Regions from separate parts of the Homo sapiens genome. Here regions 2, 3, 4, 5, 6 and 7 are each linked to region 1. Evidence: chromatin contacts called from ENCODE Hi-C or POLR2A ChIA-PET data. All regions are on one chromosome and are shown on one strand. Each heading gives the region's core, a stretch centred on a gene start or an enhancer-like site at or near the end of the contact. The rest is flanking DNA. Distances are from core to core; before and after follow the strand shown. Region 1 holds the start of PLEKHG2 (pleckstrin homology and RhoGEF domain containing G2). Region 2 holds the start of EGLN2 (egl-9 family hypoxia inducible factor 2). Region 3 overlaps SIPA1L3 (signal induced proliferation associated 1 like 3). Region 4 holds the start of COQ8B (coenzyme Q8B). Region 5 holds the start of PPP1R14A (protein phosphatase 1 regulatory inhibitor subunit 14A). Region 6 holds the start of PSMD8 (proteasome 26S subunit, non-ATPase 8). Region 7 holds the start of SERTAD1 (SERTA domain containing 1).

Evidence for each region. Hi-C counts contacts between places; a loop is a spot of excess contacts on that map. ChIA-PET counts read pairs that join two places held with the same protein, here RNA polymerase II (POLR2A). Pooled maps may share reads with other maps.
Region 2: a loop to region 1 is called in a map with no recorded cell type, with 7 times the contacts of the local background. The contact joins the promoter of EGLN2 here to the promoter of PLEKHG2 in region 1. A Hi-C loop is called at or near these places in 1 of 37 single-sample maps with no recorded cell type and 8 of 50 pooled maps. POLR2A ChIA-PET finds 5 or more read pairs at or near these places in 1 of 52 experiments (activated CD4-positive, alpha-beta T cell).
Region 3: a pooled map shows a loop between it and region 1 (3-fold over the local background). The contact joins the enhancer-like site here to the promoter of PLEKHG2 in region 1. A Hi-C loop is called at or near these places in 6 of 37 single-sample maps with no recorded cell type and 5 of 50 pooled maps.
Region 4: a map of cardiac septum shows a loop between it and region 1 (4-fold over the local background). The contact joins the promoter of COQ8B here to the promoter of PLEKHG2 in region 1. A Hi-C loop is called at or near these places in 3 of 168 maps with a recorded cell type or tissue (ascending aorta, cardiac septum and sigmoid colon), 1 of 37 single-sample maps with no recorded cell type and 15 of 50 pooled maps.
Region 5: a map of ascending aorta shows a loop between it and region 1 (5-fold over the local background). The contact joins the promoter of PPP1R14A here to the promoter of PLEKHG2 in region 1. A Hi-C loop is called at or near these places in 3 of 168 maps with a recorded cell type or tissue (aorta and ascending aorta) and 9 of 50 pooled maps.
Region 6: a pooled map shows a loop between it and region 1 (7-fold over the local background). The contact joins the promoter of PSMD8 here to the promoter of PLEKHG2 in region 1. A Hi-C loop is called at or near these places in 1 of 168 maps with a recorded cell type or tissue (gastrocnemius medialis) and 8 of 50 pooled maps. POLR2A ChIA-PET finds 5 or more read pairs at or near these places in 1 of 52 experiments (activated B cell).
Region 7: a pooled map shows a loop between it and region 1 (7-fold over the local background). The contact joins the promoter of SERTAD1 here to the promoter of PLEKHG2 in region 1. A Hi-C loop is called at or near these places in 1 of 168 maps with a recorded cell type or tissue (gastrocnemius medialis), 1 of 37 single-sample maps with no recorded cell type and 18 of 50 pooled maps. POLR2A ChIA-PET finds 5 or more read pairs at or near these places in 6 of 52 experiments (B cell, H1, PC-9 and 3 more).

Annotation. Positions count from the first base shown.
Region 1 is chr19:39,411,349-39,413,965 of GRCh38, reverse strand. PLEKHG2 (pleckstrin homology and RhoGEF domain containing G2) reads right to left here and starts at 1,297. Exons shown (of 19, transcript NM_022835.3): 1 at 554-1,297. It overlaps TRI-TAT1-1 (tRNA-Ile (anticodon TAT) 1-1), which reads left to right and starts at 1,706; the gene lies at 1,706-1,798. RefSeq lists silencers at 206-265, 376-445, 456-595, 1,126-1,485 and enhancers at 1,696-1,745, 1,756-1,855, 2,266-2,355.
Region 2 is chr19:40,797,824-40,800,440 of GRCh38, reverse strand. EGLN2 (egl-9 family hypoxia inducible factor 2) reads right to left here and starts at 1,250. Exons shown (of 6, transcript NM_080732.4): 1 at 1,179-1,250; 2 at 1-102. It overlaps RAB4B-EGLN2 (RAB4B-EGLN2 readthrough (NMD candidate)), which reads right to left. Exons shown (of 12, transcript NR_037791.1): 8 at 1-102. RefSeq lists silencers at 913-962, 1,113-1,472.
Region 3 is chr19:38,047,360-38,049,976 of GRCh38, reverse strand. All of the region lies in intron 2 of SIPA1L3 (signal induced proliferation associated 1 like 3), which reads right to left. Among named protein-coding and RNA genes, the nearest start is that of SNORD152, 110 kb to the left of the region's middle. RefSeq lists enhancers at 357-886, 1,540-2,288. Within about 2 kb of position 1,301, at least 13 of the 41 ENCODE cell types and tissues checked have a DNase peak (open chromatin) inside an H3K27ac peak, as active enhancers do.
Region 4 is chr19:40,715,581-40,718,197 of GRCh38, reverse strand. It overlaps COQ8B (coenzyme Q8B), which reads left to right and starts at 1,312. Exons shown (of 15, transcript NM_024876.4): 1 at 1,312-1,611. It overlaps ITPKC (inositol-trisphosphate 3-kinase C), which reads right to left and starts at 1,086. Exons shown (of 7, transcript NM_025194.3): 1 at 1-1,086. The coding sequence starts at 1,062. RefSeq lists silencers at 836-1,195, 2,516-2,565 and an enhancer at 1,766-1,845.
Region 5 is chr19:38,255,007-38,257,623 of GRCh38, reverse strand. PPP1R14A (protein phosphatase 1 regulatory inhibitor subunit 14A) reads left to right here and starts at 1,250. Exons shown (of 4, transcript NM_033256.3): 1 at 1,250-1,485. The coding sequence starts at 1,285. RefSeq lists a silencer at 1,271-1,458.
Region 6 is chr19:38,373,255-38,375,871 of GRCh38, reverse strand. It overlaps PSMD8 (proteasome 26S subunit, non-ATPase 8), which reads right to left and starts at 1,301. Exons shown (of 7, transcript NM_002812.5): 1 at 911-1,301. The coding sequence starts at 1,270. RefSeq lists enhancers at 992-1,131, 762-1,392.
Region 7 is chr19:40,424,681-40,427,297 of GRCh38, reverse strand. It overlaps SERTAD1 (SERTA domain containing 1), which reads left to right and starts at 1,306. Exons shown (of 2, transcript NM_013376.4): 1 at 1,306-1,431. RefSeq lists a silencer at 1,849-1,938 and an enhancer at 1,981-2,617.

The DNA of each region.
Region 1 (2,617 bases), core at 48-2,547:
CAGGGAGGGGCCCCTGGGAGTAACTAATGGGGGAGGCACAAAGTGACAGAAAGAAGGGGACAAGGAGAGAGAACCTGGCGAAAAAGATGGAAAGGCTGAGACAAAGAAGAGTGAGCGGAGCAGGAGGCGCAGAAGCTGCGAGTCCCGTTTGTCTGGGGCCGGAGGCTTAGGGATCCTGGGAACGTTTGGGCTCCAGCTGGAGCGGAGGGCGAGGGGCAGGGCTGGGAAAAGCCGTGGGCGGGAGGCCGCGGGGTCCCAGGGGAGGGCGGAGGCTGGGGGACCGGATGCCAGGGTCCTGCAGACGGCTCCCTCCCCCGCCGAGGGCTGCGCGCTGGGGCGCTGGCCCCGAGCCCTCGCACCCCCTCCGGCCGGTCTCTCCGAACCCCGATCGCCGTCCCCACAGCCACAGCCTCCCCAGCGCCTTCCCACACCCCTCCAGCCCCCAACTCCCGCCGGCGCCTCGGCTCGCCCCCCGCCGGCACGCCCCCTCATTGTTCAGCAGTGGCGCCGCCCCCTCCCCCAGTCCGCCTGGGCCCCTCGCCTCCCCCCTCACCTCCCGGGGAGCCTCCAGCCCCGGCTCGAGGCAGCCCGGCTCCTGCGCGACCCCGACGCGGTCCCCAGGGAGGTGCGGAGCCCAGACTCAGGGGCGTGAACTTCGGGCTCTCAGGCTCCAGGAATAGAATCTGGGGTCTCTCGGAGACTGGGGTCCCGCAGTCGGAATTTCTCAGTGTTCTACGTAGGGGATGCTAGGAGCCTCGACTCTGGAGTCTCAGATGGCGGCGCTGGGGACCCACATTCCTAAGTCTTCTAGGTAGGGCCGTGGGGTGGGGGATGGATTTCTGAGTTCCCCTAATTCTAGGGGCAGGAATGAAACTCCCTCCAGGTGGGAGCACAGGGGGGTCCCAAAGTCCTGGGTCCCCTTGAAGCGATGGCCGCTGCAGCCCGAAACTGGTTGGGGCGCTTAGAAGTCCGGATCTCAAGTTCCTCCAACGCGGGGTCTTGGGATCGGAGCCCTGGAGGGAGTCTGCGGTCCTGGATCCTGAGTTCTTGAAACGGGGATACGGGGCGCTCGGCCTCCAGGGTCTCGCGGGGTGACGTCCGGGCTCCCGGCTGCTCCAGGAGGGGGCGCTGCGCACCTGGATGGCTCAAGTCCTCCAGCCTGGGCGCCGGGGTCTGGACCTCGGGGTCTCTCAGGATGCGGTGCAGAAATTCCGGACGCCCGGGTCCGAGCCTCTGGACCCCTCGGGCTCCCGGCTGGGTGTCACGGGGCTCGTGTGACGGCGGCGGCGCCACATCTGGGGCGGGAGAGTCCGATCCCAGCTGTGAGGCGGGGGGCGGTCGCCCGGGGCTTCCCCTCCCCCGCTGTCGCCGGGGCTCACATCCTGTTCCCGCCTGCGGGGGGGGGAGGGGCTGCCTTCCGGCCGACCCGCCAGCGAAGGGTTAAGACCCCACCCCTTGTTTTGAATATTCATGAGGAGGCGTGTCCTTCTGGTAGGCGACACCCCTACATTCCAAACGCCTCGCGGACTTTTCCCTTTTACAGCAAGGGCCGCGAGGCGTGAGAATCCGGAACTGGCAATGCACTGTCTCCTATTGGTCAATGCAAAATGTTTAATTTGCATATATAACACAAGGCGGGGCCCTCCGGTGAGGTCACGTGGCTATGAACCACTGAAGAAGACCCCGGCGCAGGGGTGCGGCCGGAGCTCCAGTGGCGCAATCGGTTAGCGCGCGGTACTTATATGACAGTGCGAGCGGAGCAATGCCGAGGTTGTGAGTTCGATCCTCACCTGGAGCACTTTTTTTCCCCATCAGTTTTTATAAACTTACACATCTAATAAACCAACCAAAACATCTACATCACTTAGATGAATGAACGTTTCTATCTTTTGAATTATTGGGCTCAAAAGACTCCTAGGGCTTTGGCGACGGTCCTTTGGGTGTTCTGTATTGTAGGGAGGTGCCGTTTCCGTCCCAGCCACCAGGTGGGGGTATCGTCTCTTATTAGATGCTCTGGGCATGGAATTGTGTGCAAACAGTTTGACTTCTGTAGAGATGTGGGTCCTCGGCAAACTGTATATGACTCTGCCTCCTCTGTATTTCTCTGTCTTTTTAATGCCTCCTTTACAGATGAACATAGCTATCTGTCTTGGAGTTTTCGACCTCTGTTGAAAAGGAAAACTATGTTTTTGAGTCGACTTGTTTTTTCAATAAATATTGAACATTCACTATGCCTGGCTTCCTTTAGCTGTGTGTAATACAGCAGTGAACAAGTAGTCCCTGCCCCTGAGGACGCGACATTCTAGTGGGGAGGCAGATTGCTGTCAACATAAGAATTAAGTACATTTTAATGTTAGGTGGTGATGATAAATGTCATGGAAAAAGTCGAGCAAGGTAGGGAGGATGGGGTAGTTGGAGGTGGGGTGTGGATTGCAACAGCAGTGGTCAGGGAGGATCTCACAGAGAAGGCAACTTTTGAGCAGAGACATGAAGGAGGGGAGTGAGCCATGGGGACACCAGGGGAGTGTTCAGGCAGAGGGAACAGCTAGTGCAAAGCTCCTATGGATGAAGCAGACCAGACTTGGTAGAGCAGCTAGGAGGCCAGTGTGGCTGGAGC
Region 2 (2,617 bases), core at 1-2,500, 1.4 Mb before region 1:
CAGGGCAGACAGCAAGAGCTCTTCTCGTGCCCTGGGGGTTGCTTGCTGGTCCCCAAGTCCTCTGCGGTCCCTAAGGGCTTGGGAAGGGACCCTTCAGGGTGGCTAGAGAAAGGAAAAAAAAAAAGGGATGTGAGAGAAACTAGAGACAGGCAGGCAGGGGAAAGCCGGGATGGTATGGGCAGGAGTGGGGAAGACGACCAGGACAGACTTGACTATAGAGGCCCCCCAAAACCTGAGGCCAAGTCGGGGAGAGGACCCTGAGAATCTGGAGGTGCGGGAGTCCGCTGACAGATAAGAGGCAGTGATAGGGAGAGGCTGGAGGCCAGGGGCTGGGTAGATGACCCTAAGACAGAGGACTGTGGTGCAGGTTGTGGGACGCGGTAACCAAAGACAGAAGAAGGAGGGCTGGAGTAGAAAAGGGTGGTGTGGAGGAGTGGGAAAGGAGGGGGTTTGGAAAATAGGAGGGACCTGCCTCGGCGTTCCAGAAAGACAACGAGAAACGTGGGGGTTCCAGGGAGAGTCAGGGTGGGGGCGGGGGGGTCAAAAGACAGAGGAAACTGGGGAGTCCAAAAACAAAGAGAACGAGGGGCCCAGAGACAGAAAAATAGACCGGAGGGAAGCTGGGAGGGAGGACCCGGGGCGGAGCGGGACGGTGGGGTCGACCCGAGCCCGACGGGAGGAAGCCGGCCGGGGGCGGACACACGCCCAGACGGAAGGGAGGTCCCGAGACTGACCGACGGGAGGGGCCCTCGGGGAGAGGGTCCGCGGCGACAGAGGAAAGGACGGAGGAGGGTGCACGCACCCGGAGACAGGACGAGAGATAAAGGTGCCCCCATCCAGGGCACCCCAACGCCCCCAACCCGGGGCAGGCCCTGAGGCCCCTTCTGAGCGCAGTAGGCGACAGGGGCAGGGCCTAAGGGCCGCTCGGACCCCCTCCCCTCCCCCTCCACTCGGCCTCCGCCCGGCGCGCGCTCCCCGCCCCCACCCCAACCCCCACAACGGCCGGCACCCAACGTAACCGGCGCGCGTCCCCTCCCCCGCGCCGCACCCACATCCCCCTTCCCGGGGTCGCCCCGGCAGGCCCCGGCGCGCGCCCCCACACCCCGCCCGGTTCGCGCCGGCGCCCCGGCTCCGGCTTAGTCTCCTCCCGCTCCCTTCTCGCCCCGCGACCTCCTCACCGAGCTTTTTCCTCCGGCCCCGGCGCCGCCGTTTGTGCCAGCCGCCCTGCGCCGCACAGCGCGCCATACCCCGCCCCCACCGCGCGCGACGCCCCGCCCCGCCTCGCCCGGTGGGCACGTGACCGCGCCCCGCGGAGGGGACGGCGCCTGCGCAGGCCCGAGCCGCGCGGGGCGGGGCGGAGCGGGGCGAGGAAGTTCGGGACAACCCCCCTACCAAGGAGAAAGGAAACAGCGGTCCGTGGCCTACACGAGGTTCATTTGCATCCTCCGCCCCGCCCCCTTTGCGCGGGAGGGGGAACGCAGTGTGAGGGGCCGGGTCTGGGAGGGGGCGTTTCTTGCATGTTGGAATCAAGTGGCGTCGGCGGGGCGGGGCACGCAAATGATGTGATTTACATGGACAGGCCTACCCGCCCCCCGCCCAGCGCGGGGCACCGAGTTCGGCAGCGCGGTGCGCGTGACTTCATTTACATGGTCAGCTCCTCCTCCTTCTCGCCGTCCAGGAACGGAGGTGAGAGACGGAGAAATGGCTACGCAGTTAGTTGAGAAATGTATGTAAATTCGCACGTCAGTAATTTACATAAGTATCTTTTATAACGGAGGCAAAAAAGTGCGGGTTGCCCTTGAGAAAAGGGAACGCGGACTAGAAGGGATGTGCAAATGTGTATTTTCAAGACCCGCTCCGGCCTGCCCCCTCGGGACGATTGTGGGAATCAGAATAAAGAACCAGGGAAAGTCTGGGCAACGGAGTGAGACCTTATCTTTACACAAAATTAAAAAATGAAACAAAAAAAAATCCACGGAACGCTACACAGAGAAGACATTTGCATGGCCAGCTGGGAACACTTTAGGAGACTAAGGAGATAAGGTCATTTTGAATGCCCTGCCCGCTCCACCATTGCTCTGGAGAGCTGGGACTCAAGGCTCCCGCCGGGTCGGTGAAGGCCGACGTGGAGATGGGAGGGCGACGAGCAACTGGGAGTGTCCTCGGGGCTGCACCAGTCCCCTGCAGGCCACCTGAGGGCGTAGGGCGGTTCGCGTGAGCACAAGGGCATGCATACTGGTATCCACACATGCGTGAGGATTGCACAAAAGCCCGCAGTCCTCAGGGCACACACAGGGTTCATGGCCACACAAGGGTGTTTCTAGTTTAGTTTTGTTTTTGAGATGGGGTCTTACCCTTTTGCCCAGGCTGAAGTGCTGTGGCATGATCATAGTTCACTGCAGGCCCAACCTCCCAACTAAAGTGATCCTCACACCTCAGCCTCCGGAATAGCTGGGACTTCAGGTGTGTACCACGACACCTGGCTAACTTTTTCTGTTTTTTATTTTTGTAGATAGGGTCTCTCTGTGTTGCCCAGGCTATAGTCTCCAACTCCTGGGCTCAAGTGATCCATCTGCCTTGGCCTCCCGAAGTGCTGGGATTACAGGCATGAGCCACC
Region 3 (2,617 bases), core at 52-2,551, 1.4 Mb after region 1:
GTGCTGACTGGGCCTCTCTTGGAAAGGGGAGCCTGAATTAGGTTAACAGGGGCATGAAGAGGCACTCAGCCAGACTCACCATCAGAGCATTAAAACCCCGGAGACCCCACTTGACACCCTTCGGATTGGTGAAACTGGGAAGCAGGACAACAGCAAAGTGGCGAGAGGTATGGGGAAGCGGGACCCTCCTGTGCTCTCGGGGGAACGCGGGTCAGAGCAGCCTCATAGAGAGCTCAGGAGTTCAAGATCAGCCTGGCCAATGGAGCAAAACCCCAGTTCTACCAAAAGTACAAAAATTAGCTGGGTGTTGTGGCAGGTGCCTTAATCCCACCCCTGGGGAGAGAGAATGCCTATCTCCGGCTGCAACTGACTCCTGGGGGTAAGCCCCATGGGTTCCTAAGGCAAAGGTAGGCGGATGCTCACTTGAAGCATGGTTTGAAGTGGGGTGGAGCTAGGGGCAACCTGGATGCCCAACACCAGGGGACCAGACACGTGAGCCGTGGCAGATGTACAGCATGTACAACTGTTCAGCTGCCAGACGCCATACACTGGACACACATCCAGCAACGTGGCTAGATGGCGAACACATGCTATTTGGTGAAAACCAGAAGAAACCGAAAGAATGAGATACAGAGCTCCAAACCCCGGAAGCTGACTCTTTACTCAAACCTCAATATATATTTTGCAAGGATGTGTGCACAGCTACAGACACACCGGAAATATTTCAGACTGGGGGAAGGAATGAAAGGACCTATAGAGGATGAAGATGGAAAGAGAAACAAAAACCTTCCCAGTGACAAGGGAGGAGACACCCATTTTTTTTCCCCACCATCAGACAAGTAGTCTTTGGCAGCCAGACTCCACTTGCCCCCTGTCCACCCCCCGCTTTTTTTTTGAGATGGGGTCTCGCCCTGTCGCCCAGGCTGGAGTGCAGTGGCGCAATCTCAGCTCACTGCAACCTCCACCTCCTGGGTTCAAGCGATTCTCCTGCCTCAGCCTCACGATAGCTGGGACTACAGGTGTGCACTACCACACCCAGCTAATTTTTGTATTTTTAGTAGACACGGGGTTTCACCGTGTTAGCCAGGATGGTCTCTTGACCTCATGATCTGCCCGCCTCAGCCTCCCAAAGTGCTGGGATTACAGGTGTGAGCCACCGCGCCCAGCCTGCCCCCTTTTTTGGGTGTTAACTGAGGGTGGATGATGCAGGAGGCAGAAATTGGACGCAAGTCACTAAACTTCTTCAAAAGAAAACCACACTTCTTTGTTCTCAAATGCCACAAAATCTGTTGGGCCTGACACGATTTGCTAACTTAGGGAGGGGACTTGGTCAGGGACTGAGCTTGGCAGGCATTAATGGTTGTCTACTCAGTTTCCACTTCTGCTTTTTTCAGCTACTAGACAACAGAACCCAGTTGGTCAAGAGTGATCAGGATGTGGCATTCCTCTAGTAACTTGACCGGCCTGGTTGAGGGGCACGTGACCTCAGCTGGACCAGCTGTAGACTGAGGGGAACCACTTATAACCATCAGTGGGGTGTGTTCTCTCTCTCCTGATGCCTGTGGACAAGGGCAAGTGGCCCTGATTATCACTGGAAGCCATTCTGGAACCAAGAGGCATACAGAGGCCTTTGGAGGCTGAGAACCTGAGTCCCTGACAGACATGCTTGAGCTGCTGATCCTATCCACCTGGTGCCCATCCACCCCTGGGCTTCTAGAACACATCACATGTCTTAACCATTGGCCAGATGGTGCCAGGGTTGTTACTTGCAACTAAAAAGCATCCTGACTGAGAACCACAAAGCAGCCTGCTATCTTTTAATTGTTAAACAAGAGAAAATCTCTGTAGGAGGGAAATGGGGCATTAGAGGCATGAACAGGAAGGGCCAATTCATCCTAGTGTATGGGAAATGTTCACCCAGGCTGCATGTCCCCTGCCCACCCAGAGGCACACGCACGATTCTCTGTGCACGAGAGCTCAGGAAACCCTCTGCAGTGGGTCACTGTTTCCCTCACATCCTTTACCACAGTGGAGTTACCGCCGGTTTCCCATGTTGTATTTCTCCTGATGACGGCAGGGGGTTAATCCCCAGCTGACTGGAGCTGAGGATGAGAGACAGGACCAGAAAGCCCAGCCTGGCACTCCTGCAGCTGCTCTGTTCCTGAATCAAAGGTCGGACTTCAGGATCTGGACTGCCGCTGGGGTCTCTAAAATGACACGTGGTCCGAGGCCCTCCATGAGGAGACCTGGCTGGCTGCGGTGTCACATCCCTCCGTCAGCATCAAGGGAAAGATACCAGTGTGGCAGGGGCGGGCAAAGGAGCGTGCGCTCTGGGGTCAGCCCGGCCCGGGTTCAATCATCGCTCTACCCACAGATCGCCTGTGACTGCCTCTACTATAAAGTGAGTGGCAGGAGGGATCGAGGTCGAAGGAGGAAAAAATAACACAAACCTACCCAGTGAGACATTGTGTCACTGGCCATGTCGGTTCATTCATTCAACAAATATTTACTGAGCAGCTCTTTCGGGCCAGGTCCTGTTCTAGATGCTGGGGATATGGCAATGCACAAGACACAGAATTCCTATGGTCAAACAGGAGCTCACAGGCTATACTATAGG
Region 4 (2,617 bases), core at 63-2,562, 1.3 Mb before region 1:
GCTGCCCCCCTCAACCCGGGAGGGGGGTCCCACTGGCTGGGCCTCAGGCTCAGGGGTCTCAGGGGTAATGATGAGGCGGGGCACAGGGCACAGGGGGCTACACTTCAGGTGAGAGTACAGGTGAGTCAGCAATTCTCCAGGCTCTGGTTCCTCTAATGGGCCATCCTCAGGCTCTCCCAAGAGGCAGTCTGTCCCAGGTGCTGTCTGGGAACCGTCAGTGCTAGGTTGTGTCCAGGAGCCATCAGTATCCTGTTGTATTTGGAAACCACCAGTGCCAGGCTGTTTCCTGGCTGCTTCAGTATCCTGTTTTTTCTGGGAGCCATCAGTATATGGCTCTGTCCAGGGACCTTCAATATCCTGTTGTGTCCTGGAGCCATCAGTATACAATTCTTTCCAGGAGCCATCAGCACTTGGCTCTTTTGAGGGACAGGCTCCTTCTGGGTGAGTCTGGAGGCTGGAACTGTTCTGGTGGGTCCAGAGGTTATCAGCCCAGGACTTGACCCTCTCTGGCTGAGTCTGTGACCCATGCGTTTCCAGCTCTGTCCAGGGCCCATGAACCCCTGGCTGTGTCCAGGGGCTGGCCTCCTCGGGCTGAAACTGGAGGTCGGACCTGTGCGGATCAGTCCAAAGGCCATCTGTCCCGGTCTCCGTCCAAAGACAAGTCGTCTCCAGCTCTGACCAGCTCCATTCTAGATGCGTCCGGAGGCTGGACCTGTCTGGCTCCGTCTTTTGCTTGGGCCTCTCGGTCTCTACTCCAAGGCCAGCTGCCGCGGGCTCAGTCTGTCCGTCTGTCCAGAATTCTGCCTGCGGACTCTCTGTCCCCGGCGCAGGCCCGAGGCCGGCCCTCTCAGGCTCGCTGTGGAGGCTGGACCCCTCTGTCCGGGCCCAGGGCCCGCCCCCCTCCGGCCGCCCCGCCGGGGCCCCTGCGCCGGGCCCAGGTCGCTGCTGTCCCGGCTGCCGCCGCCGCCCTCCTCGCGGCGCCTCCAGTCCCATGCGGGCCGCCGCGGGCAGCGCCCCGGCCTCCGCCTCGTTCAGGCTCCCACGGCACGGGCAGCGCCTCATGCCCGCTCCTTCGGTTCGGGCTTCGGCCGACCCGGCCCCTCCTATCCCTTTAAATCCCGCGAGGGGTGTGGCTGGGGAGCCCCGACTCCCGGGTTCCGGCCCGCGGAGCTCCAGCCCGCCCCGCCGCGCAAGGGTTAACCGATACTCCCCTCAAAGGGGAAAGCCCCGAAGCCCCGCCCCACCGGACGTGACGGAACGGAACGAGACGGAGCCTTGTCCGACTCCGCCTCCCAAGGGGAGGGGGTTTGCCTCTGAGCATCCGAAGCGCGGCCAGGTATGCATCTAGGGCACCGGGGTCCTGGTGGCGCGCCAGTGGGCCCCCTCCCTCCACCCCTGTGACTAAACCACCCTCCCTACACGGTTGAATGACAAGTTCAACCTTCCCTAAAACCCCCGGTGACGAGTCCAGCCGCGCGCCCATTCTTCACGCAGGGGCGGGACGGACTTTCAAAGACTTGGAGTTCCCACGGGTGTGGGTTCGAGACCTTCCTCTGCCAGTTCCCAGCTCCGCTACCCTGAGCAAATGACTTACGCTCCATTGGATTTTCCGTAAGAAATCTCTGTCATGTATAGAGTACTTGTTCTGTATCAGACCCTGACACGATTTCAGTTCATTCTCCAAGGCTGAACAATAGGGATGCCAGGGCTCCATTTTACACGTGAGAACAGAGGCTCAGAGATCTGCCGGCCTCTACCCTTTGCTTGCAGCTACGGGGCTATCTGACATGATCTCATGTATGTGAAGCATGTGGCCCCGGGCCTGGCACTGTCAGTTGTAGCCCAGTAGGATTATTTATTGTCCTAGGTGATTTTGATATATTTTGCCCCCAAGGCTGAGCTGCCACCCAGCTCCTGAGTCAGCCGTTCACCTCTGAAGGGGGAGAGGAGGTGGTTTGTCTTGAAATTGAGTCAACTGGGGGAGACATTGGGCACAGGTCCAAGGCTCTAAAATGAGTCACCTTTTCACAGACCAATGAGAGAAATCGAAGGCAGGAGCCCACCTAGTACCTCATACAGGTTGGGAAGGAGAAGTCCAGAGAGGGATGAGGGCTTTTCTGAGGTCACACAGTACGGGAATAGAGACAAAGAGGCCTGATTCCCGACAAGAGGGGTTGGGGCAGCGGGGTTCTGTGGGGGAAGCATCGGCATCCCTCCCTCTCCCAGTGGTGGGAAAGATGCCCCAACCAGATGCCTCTATTCCAGACTGTGAGAAGTGGGTGAGTCAGCCTGTTGTGGGGAGAGCAGGCTTTCCAACGCGCGCGCGCACACACACACACACACACACACACAGAGAAAGAAAGATAGGATGGGAGGTGGTTTTCTGGGATGCCAAGGTTCCTGACTCAGCACTGGGAATCTTGGCTGAGTGTGTTCTGGGAAATGTCAGGCCTACAGGAAGCAGAGGGCTCCCAGTCGCACCATTCCGCAGGTGGGCGGGGAGCGGAGAGAACAGGGTGTGTGAGGGAACAGAGACTCAGTGTGCAAGTGGGGGGGAGGGTATGTACACGAGAGAGTTGAAGGCGTGAGCGGGAAACAGTTGGCAAGCAAGGCAAGG
Region 5 (2,617 bases), core at 1-2,500, 1.2 Mb after region 1:
CGATTCTCCTGCCTCAGCCTTCCGAGTAGCTGGGATTACAGGCATGTGCCACCAGGCCCAGCTAATTTTTGTATTTTTAGTAGAGATGGAGTTTCACCATGTTGGCCAGGCTGGTCTTGAACTCCTGACCTCGTGATCCACCCTCCTTGGCCTCCCAAAGTTCTGGGATTACAGGAGTGAGCCACTGCGCCCAGCCACATTTAAATTTTAGAGTATAATTATTGCTGCTTATAATTAGAAGTGAGAAGACTGTTTTGAAGTAAGGGACTTCCCTGGCCACCCTCGCTAAAATTGCAACCTTACCCTCACTCCATTTCTCCTTCTCTGCTTTATATTTCTCCAAAGCACTTATATGATAATAAACTGTATAATACCGTACTTACTGTGTTTCTCATGTATCCCGGCTACAACTGTCAACTGCGTGGGACTGGTTTTGTCTGTTTTGTTCCCTGCTCTATCCCTGGAGCGTAAAGCAGTGTCTGGTATAGAGTGGATACTTAATAGATATTCGTTGAACCGGGCCAGTGGCGGTGGCTCACGCCTGTAATCCCAGCACTTTGGGAGGCGGAGGCAGGCAGATCACTTGAGGTCAGGAGTTCGAGGCCAGCCTGGCCAACATGGCGAAATCCCGTCTCTACTAAAAATACAAAAATTAGCCGGGTGTTGTGGTGCATCCCTGTAATCCCAGCTACTTCGGAGGCTGAGGCAGGAGAATCGCTTGAACCTGGGAGGCGGACGTTGCGGTGAGCCGAGATCGCGCCATTGTACTCCAGCCTGGGCGACAAAGAGAGACATCGACTCAAAAAAAAAAAAATTCGTTGAACGGAATGAGTGAACAAACAAATGGATGGATGAGTGAATGAATGAACGAAGGAACAAGTGACCGCTCGACCTTCTACAGCGACAGCGGCGCAGGCGCTCCCGCACCAACAGCCCCCCACCCCGCCACCGCCAGAGGGCGCAGACAGGCCGGGTCCCGAGTGTCTGTCCCAGGCCCCCGCCCCACAGGATCCCGGCCCGGGAGCCCCCGATGCAGGGACCCGCCCGGGACTCTGGGTCCCCGCCCATACCTCAACTTCGCACGACTGCGTGCCTCAAGCCGACGCAGCGGCCTACTCTCGCACTGCAGACGGGGAAACTGAGGCCTGAGGCGGCCGGGGTGGGGCAGACCTCCCGGCGAGCCCGAGCCCCCGCCCCCGGCTAGCCCCGCCCTGGCCCGTAAGAAGCACCCGGGGCGCGAGGCGAAGGCGCACAGCGCGGGGCCAGGCTGGGTCCAGCAGCGCGATGGCAGCTCAGCGGCTGGGCAAGCGCGTGCTGAGCAAGCTGCAGTCTCCATCGCGGGCCCGCGGGCCAGGGGGCAGTCCCGGGGGGCTGCAGAAGCGGCACGCGCGCGTCACCGTCAAGTATGACCGGCGGGAGCTGCAGCGGCGGCTGGACGTGGAGAAGTGGATCGACGGGCGCCTGGAGGAGCTGTACCGCGGCATGGTGAGCCCGGGGAGGGCTCGGGGGTGGTCGGGGACAGATAGAGCCCGGGCGCGGAGACCCCACGCCCTTGGGGTCTCGGTGCACACTCGCTGGTGCACGGCCAGCCTGGTCTGCACAAGAGGACGAGCGCCCCAGGGCCGGGCACTCATTGGCCTGGCCATCCGTGCTCTATGGCATTGTGCTTGTGGACACACCGAGAGCAACACACAAAGACTTGGGTCTCCAGAGATGTGTCCAAACGCCTGTGGAGGGCCAGGGGTTTAGCATGAGGAGGGAGGAGGCTAAGTTGAGCTGAAACCGCCACGTCTGGAGAAAGAGTGGGGGAAGGGGGGTGTCATAAAGCCAAACACAGACATGGTGACAGGGGAGATACAGCCACACAGAGACCCACGGCAAAGGAAGCAAAAGCAGACACAGATGTGCACAGTGAAGGAAGCTATAGCCACTCACGGACACAGCCCAGAAGTAACAGCCATGCACAAACCCACAAGGACACAAGCGGGGGCTGGGGGGGGGTCACCTACAGTTCAACATATGCTACAGTCACAGCCACCCGCAGACACAGCGGCATGGGCCACAGCCGTAGGCAGACACAGCACAACCCCACTGGAACACAAAATGACTCAAGTTACGGCCCTTCCTTATCTCCTAAAGAAAAAACTGACCACCTTCAAGCACAAGCGCTGATCCGCAGCCACTCAAAGACATAAAACAACAGAAATTGGCCCAGCACAGTGGCTCACGCATTTTGTGAGGCCGGGGCAGGAGGATTGCTTGACGTCAGGAGTTCAACACCAGCCTGGGCAACATGGGGAAAACCTGTCTCTACCAAAAATCTTAAAACTTAGCCGGGCGTGGTGGCATGCACGCACTTGTAATCTCAGCTCCTCAGGAGGCTGAGGTGGGAGGATTGCTTGAGCCTGAGAGGCCAAGGTCACAGTGAGCCAAGATTGCACCACTGCACTCCAGCCTGGGCAACAGAGCGAGACCGTGTCTCAAAAACAAACAAAACCCAACAGAATTTATAACTACACCCAGACATAAAACTGTGTAAGCACCGGGCACGGTGGCTCACGCCTGTAATCCCAGCACTTTGGGAGGCCGAGGCGGGCGGATCACCTGAGGTCAGGAG
Region 6 (2,617 bases), core at 52-2,551, 1.0 Mb after region 1:
CCATTCTTGGCCCATCTTCCCCACAATCTATTGGGGAAGGGGTAGCTGGGCTATCCCCAAAATCTATATCTGGGAGGGGGAGGTCCAAATCTCCCCCCACAGTTCAGCCCATACATCTTTCCTTAGCAGGCTCAGCAGCTTGTTCCAAGCCACTGGATTTACACTCCCTCCCAACAGATGTTTGGTCTGAAGCACTCTGGGCCCCGTATTCTTGTTCTCTACTTGTAAGAATATTTCTTCTAGGTTCAGTCCTGCCTTCACAACTAGGCTGCCCCCTCTCCCAACAGATGCGAGCCTAAGCCCCAGATCTCTCAGATCCTAACCCAGCCTGGTCTTAACCACACACCCTCTACACAGCCCACCTTTTCAGCCTCATTCTTTTATCACTCCGGGCAGTCCTCACTTCCCACTTGGTCTTGCCTGGAATCCACCATCAGGAAAAGCCCGAATCCCAATCCTGCCACTCCGACCAGTTAAGCCTCCACGCACCAAAAATCTAACCCCTCACTCAGTTCTGCCATAAGTCTTCCAATCATTCCCCCACCACCCCCGCGTGGGTCCATTCCAGTCATCTCTCACTTAAAAAAAAAATGTAGAGACAGAGTCTCGCTATGTTGCTCAGGCTGATCTTGAACTCCTGGGCTCAAGCGACGCTCCCCCGCCTCGGCCTCCCAAAGCGCTGCGATTACAGGCGTGACCATCAACGCTCCCTGTCCCTCTCTCGCTTCTTGACGCCCTCCGAGCCCCCACTTTGGCTGTTCCAAATCTTTCACCCCATCGGATCCCCCAGCCCGCCTCAGTCTCGCTGGCACCGAGGTGGCTTCCGCGGCCCGGGACTTGGTTGGGTCCAGACACCTCGTAGCGCCTCCCACGCCCGCAACACTCGGTTTCCTGGGCCTGCCGACTTTACCTTGAGTCGACCCAGCTCTTCCCCGCACTTGCTAAGATTGGGGCTTTTACGGTTCCACTCGCCCTTGAGTTGCTCGTACATGCCGGTCGCGGCCTGCAGAACAGCGCCCGAGGTTGCCGCGGGCCCGGAGCTCGAGAAGCCTGCCGCCCCGTTCACCGCCGCGGCCGCCATCTTGCGTGATGCGGCAAGCAGACCGCCTGATTTACGGCAGCGCCGCCTACAAACGCTTGCCCGGCGGAAGTGGGGCCGAGAGGTGGAGCCCAAGGCCCGGGGCGGGGCTACAACCTGCCTCAGCCCGCCCCGGGTAGCCCGCCGTCGCTCTCGAGGTGGCGCCCTCGGAGCCCTGCCCTTAATGAACATGTCAGTTGGAGCTCCGCCTCTGTCGTCACTCAAGATGGTGACCGGAAGTTGGCTTTTGCCCTAACTGAAAATGACAGCTGTCTCAACACCACCCCCCCTACCCACCTCACGGTTCCAATAATGAACATGGCTGCCCTGGCTTCAGTCTGAGTGCTCGGGACGCTACGTAGCTGTCCTGGAGGTTCCGCCTTCGGGGCAGCGTCTCCAAGCCAAAAGGTAGCGGGTGTCGTGCCATTTGGAGAGCTGTGTTATTCTCATTTTATAGACAGACTGAGAGGCTGGGTAACCTTCCAAAGGACTAACAGCTAGGATGTGTACCTGGGGCTCCCTCTCCAGTCTTTTTCAATGCATCCTTCCACATTTTTTTCCCAAGCTTATATGAACTAACTAGTTACAAAACTCATCCAGCTCTATGGCTTTCAATGTCATGTGTAAGTGGAGGATTCACAATTTTTTTTTTTTGAGACGGAGTTTAGCTCTTGTTGTCCAGGCTGGAGTGCAATGGAGCAATCTTGGCTCACTGCATCCTCCGCCTCCTGGGTACAAGTGATTCTTCTGCCCCAGCTTCCCAAGTAGCTGGGATTACAAGCATGTGCCACCACGCCTGGCTAATTTTCGTATTTTTAGTAGAGACGTAATTTTAGTATTTTTAGTAGATGTTGGTCAGGCTGGTCTCCAACTCCTGAACTCAGGCGATTCCCTGGGCCCTGGCCTCCCGAAATGCTGGGATTACAGGCATGAGCCACCTTGCCTGGCCAGTATTCACAACTTCTTATACCAACTTCTTCCTCCACTGATTGATATTACATCTGCACATTCAACATCGCTTTTTCTCTCTTTTTAAAAAAAATTAAATTTTTTATAGAGACAGAGTCTCATTATACTGCCCAGGCTGGTCTCGAACTCCTGAGCTCAAGCGATATTCCTGCCTTGACCTCGCAAAGTGTTGGGATTAGAGGTGTGAGCCACTGCGCCTGGGCAGCACGTTTTTCTCAAACCCGACTTTCACTCTCCGTCTCCACCATTTAGAATGTCATCTCCATGAAGGCAGGACGATTTCCTTCACTACTGAATTCCCAGTATCTCAGTGCTTGGCAAATATTAGTAGACAGTCAATAAATATTTGTTGGCCAGGCATGGTGGCTCATGCCTGTAATCCCAGCACTTTGGGAAGCCGAGGCAGATAGATCACTTGAGGTCAGGAGTTCGAGACCAACCTGGCCAACATGGCGAAACCCCATCTGTACTGCAAATACCAAAAAAAAAAAACAAAAAAACCAGCTGTGCGTGGTGGCACACACCTGTAATCCCAGATACTCAGGAGCCCGAGGCAGGAGAATCGCTTAA
Region 7 (2,617 bases), core at 57-2,556, 1.0 Mb before region 1:
CTTATTACAACAGCTATTACTACTAACAAAGAAACAACGTTGCTAACCAGGCATGGTGGTGTGCGCCTGTAGTCCCAGCTGCTTGGGGGTCTGAGGCAGGAGGATGGCTTGAACCTGGGAGGCTGCAGTGAGCCGAGATGGCACCCCTGCACTTCAGCCTGGGTGACAGAGCGAGACCCTGTCTCAAAAGCAAAATAAAATAAAATAAAAAGTAAAGAAAAAAATAATAAGCAGCTGGGCGCGGTAGCTCACGCCTGTAATCCCAACACTCAGGGGCCGAGGAGGGCGGATCACCTGAGGTGAGGAGTTTGAGACCTGCCTGGCTAACATGGTGAAACCCCATCTCTACTAAAAATACAAAAATTAACCGGGCGTGGTGGCGCACGCCTGTAGTCCCAGCTACTCGGGAGGCTGAGGCAGGATAATTGCTTGAACCTGGGAGGCGGAGGTTACAGTGAACCGAGATCGTGCCCCTGCACTCCAGCCTGGGCGACGGAGTGAGAATCTGTCTCAAATAAATAAATAAATAAATAAATAAAATGAAAAAAAAAAAAAAAACACAAAACATGTTGCACCCCACTCTGAAGATTTTTCATGAATTAATTTAATCCTTAAAAACAATCCTGTAAACTAGGCGCTATTTTCTCTCATTTTAAAGGAGAAACAGACCAGAAGGGATTAAAACACTTGCCGCAGGTCACACAGCTGCTTAGGGAATGGAGCCCGGGATGTGATTCCGTTGGTATCGCACTCCCACCTCACTCCCGCCTTTAACCACAATTAAGTCCAACTGTCCAGCATTGCTTGAGTGTGGTATTGTGTTCTTATAGATACGATCCTACTTAAAGTATCCTGTCAAGAGGTAGGCAAGACGATCCCCATTTAACTTTGTGTAGCTTGAAGAGGTTGATCATTTTTCCAAGGTCACGCATCCAGTGAGTGGGGAATCCGGAGTCGGAATTTGAACCCGGGCATTATCTGTAGTGTAGACCCCTGTCGGGGCTGGATGTGTAAGAAGCTTAATTGCCGGGTTTGGCAGGTGCATGGGTAGTTGTGAGGGGCTCGTATTTTGAGAGGCAAAAGCCCCCACTCGCCACCGTTCCCCGGAGTAAAAAGCCACCTCTTTCCACCCCTCACTCGCGCAGCTGCCCGGGCATGCGCCCTGAAGCCCCTCCTTCAGAATCCGCCCCCTACAAGCTCCGCCCATCACCATGCAGGGCCAATCCCTGGGGCGGAGGGCGGGGCAGCCACGAGAGTGGGCGGTCGCTAAGGGTAGTTAGGAGTCTGGAGTCGTGAGCCGGAGTCAGAACTGCGTCTCGCGACCCAGGCGCGGGTTTCCGGAGGACAGCCAACAAGCGATGCTGCCGCCGCCGTTTCCTGATTGGTTGTGGGTGGCTACCTCTTCGTTCTGATTGGCCGCTAGTGAGCAAGGTATGTAAATGAAGGGGCCTGGGAACAGAAGGGCTACCAGCGGCCGGGTCCTTCACAGAGTTCGATCCCTGGGTCCGACAGGTGCCCGCCGGGGCTGCCCGGGATCGAGACGCACGGACCTCTACGTGCTGTCTGCCCCGGCCGGGCCGGGTGAATCACGCCGCAGTCCGAGAAGGGGGCGGAGGCGCCGGCTTCTTGGCTCCGGCTGCGTGACTCACCCGCCCCCGCCGCCGCCGCTTCGGGAGGAGCCGCCTCCACTGCCGGAAGCGAGCGGAGGCCGGGCGCAGAGAACAGCCCGCCAGGGGTCCCGGCTCGCACGGCGCCGGGAGGCCGGCAGGAATCACAGCCGGGAATCGGGGCAGTAGAAGGGGTCCTGGGGTCAGAGGGGCCAGAATCCCCGGGGGAAAGCCGGCCTGGGCACCGCTAGGGGGCGCCGGGACCCGGGGGCGGAGTCGGGGGTGGGGGCGGAATTCCTGCGGTTCCGGACTCCCCGGACTGCGGGGAAGGGGACGAAGACCCTGTTTTGAGTAGTGTGGTGGGCCATTCTTAAAATCTTGCTAGGCAGGGTTCCGAAACTGGACTCTACAGTCTTCCTGGCCCAAAAAAGTAGGTAGCGCCAGGAGTCCAAAACTCCAGCCCTACCCCCGCCACTCCAAGAACAGTGGACCCTCAAACTTATCTCAGTGACTGAACCCGGTGCCGATCACGATTTCCCGACAAGCCCTGTCTATTCTGCCTCCCAAATAAGTCCTGACTCGACCGACTTCCTTCCATGCCACTACCAGCTCCTACTCCAGGCCATCACCATCGTCCGTCCCAAACGAGTACAGCCTACCAGTGGGTCTCAGATCCCCCCTCTTTTTGCCCCCCACAGTCTTCCTCGAAGCAGCCATGGGGGGGATCTTCCGGAAACCTAATCAGCTCACAGCACCATTCCCTCCCTGCTCAAATTCCTTTAATGACTGCCCACCACACTCAGGATAAAATCCAAACTCCCTACTTCTGCATATGTGGCTTTCTGTGACCTGGCTTGTGCCCGTTCCCCTAGCTGCTCCCCAATCTGGTCTCCTACCATGTCACTCTCTGTGTGCCACCCATGCTGGTCTCTTTCCAGTTCAAGCCCATCCAGCCTCTGGGCTTTTCTCTGCCTTTTTTTGTTGTTCCCTCCTCCCGGAATGCTTTTCCC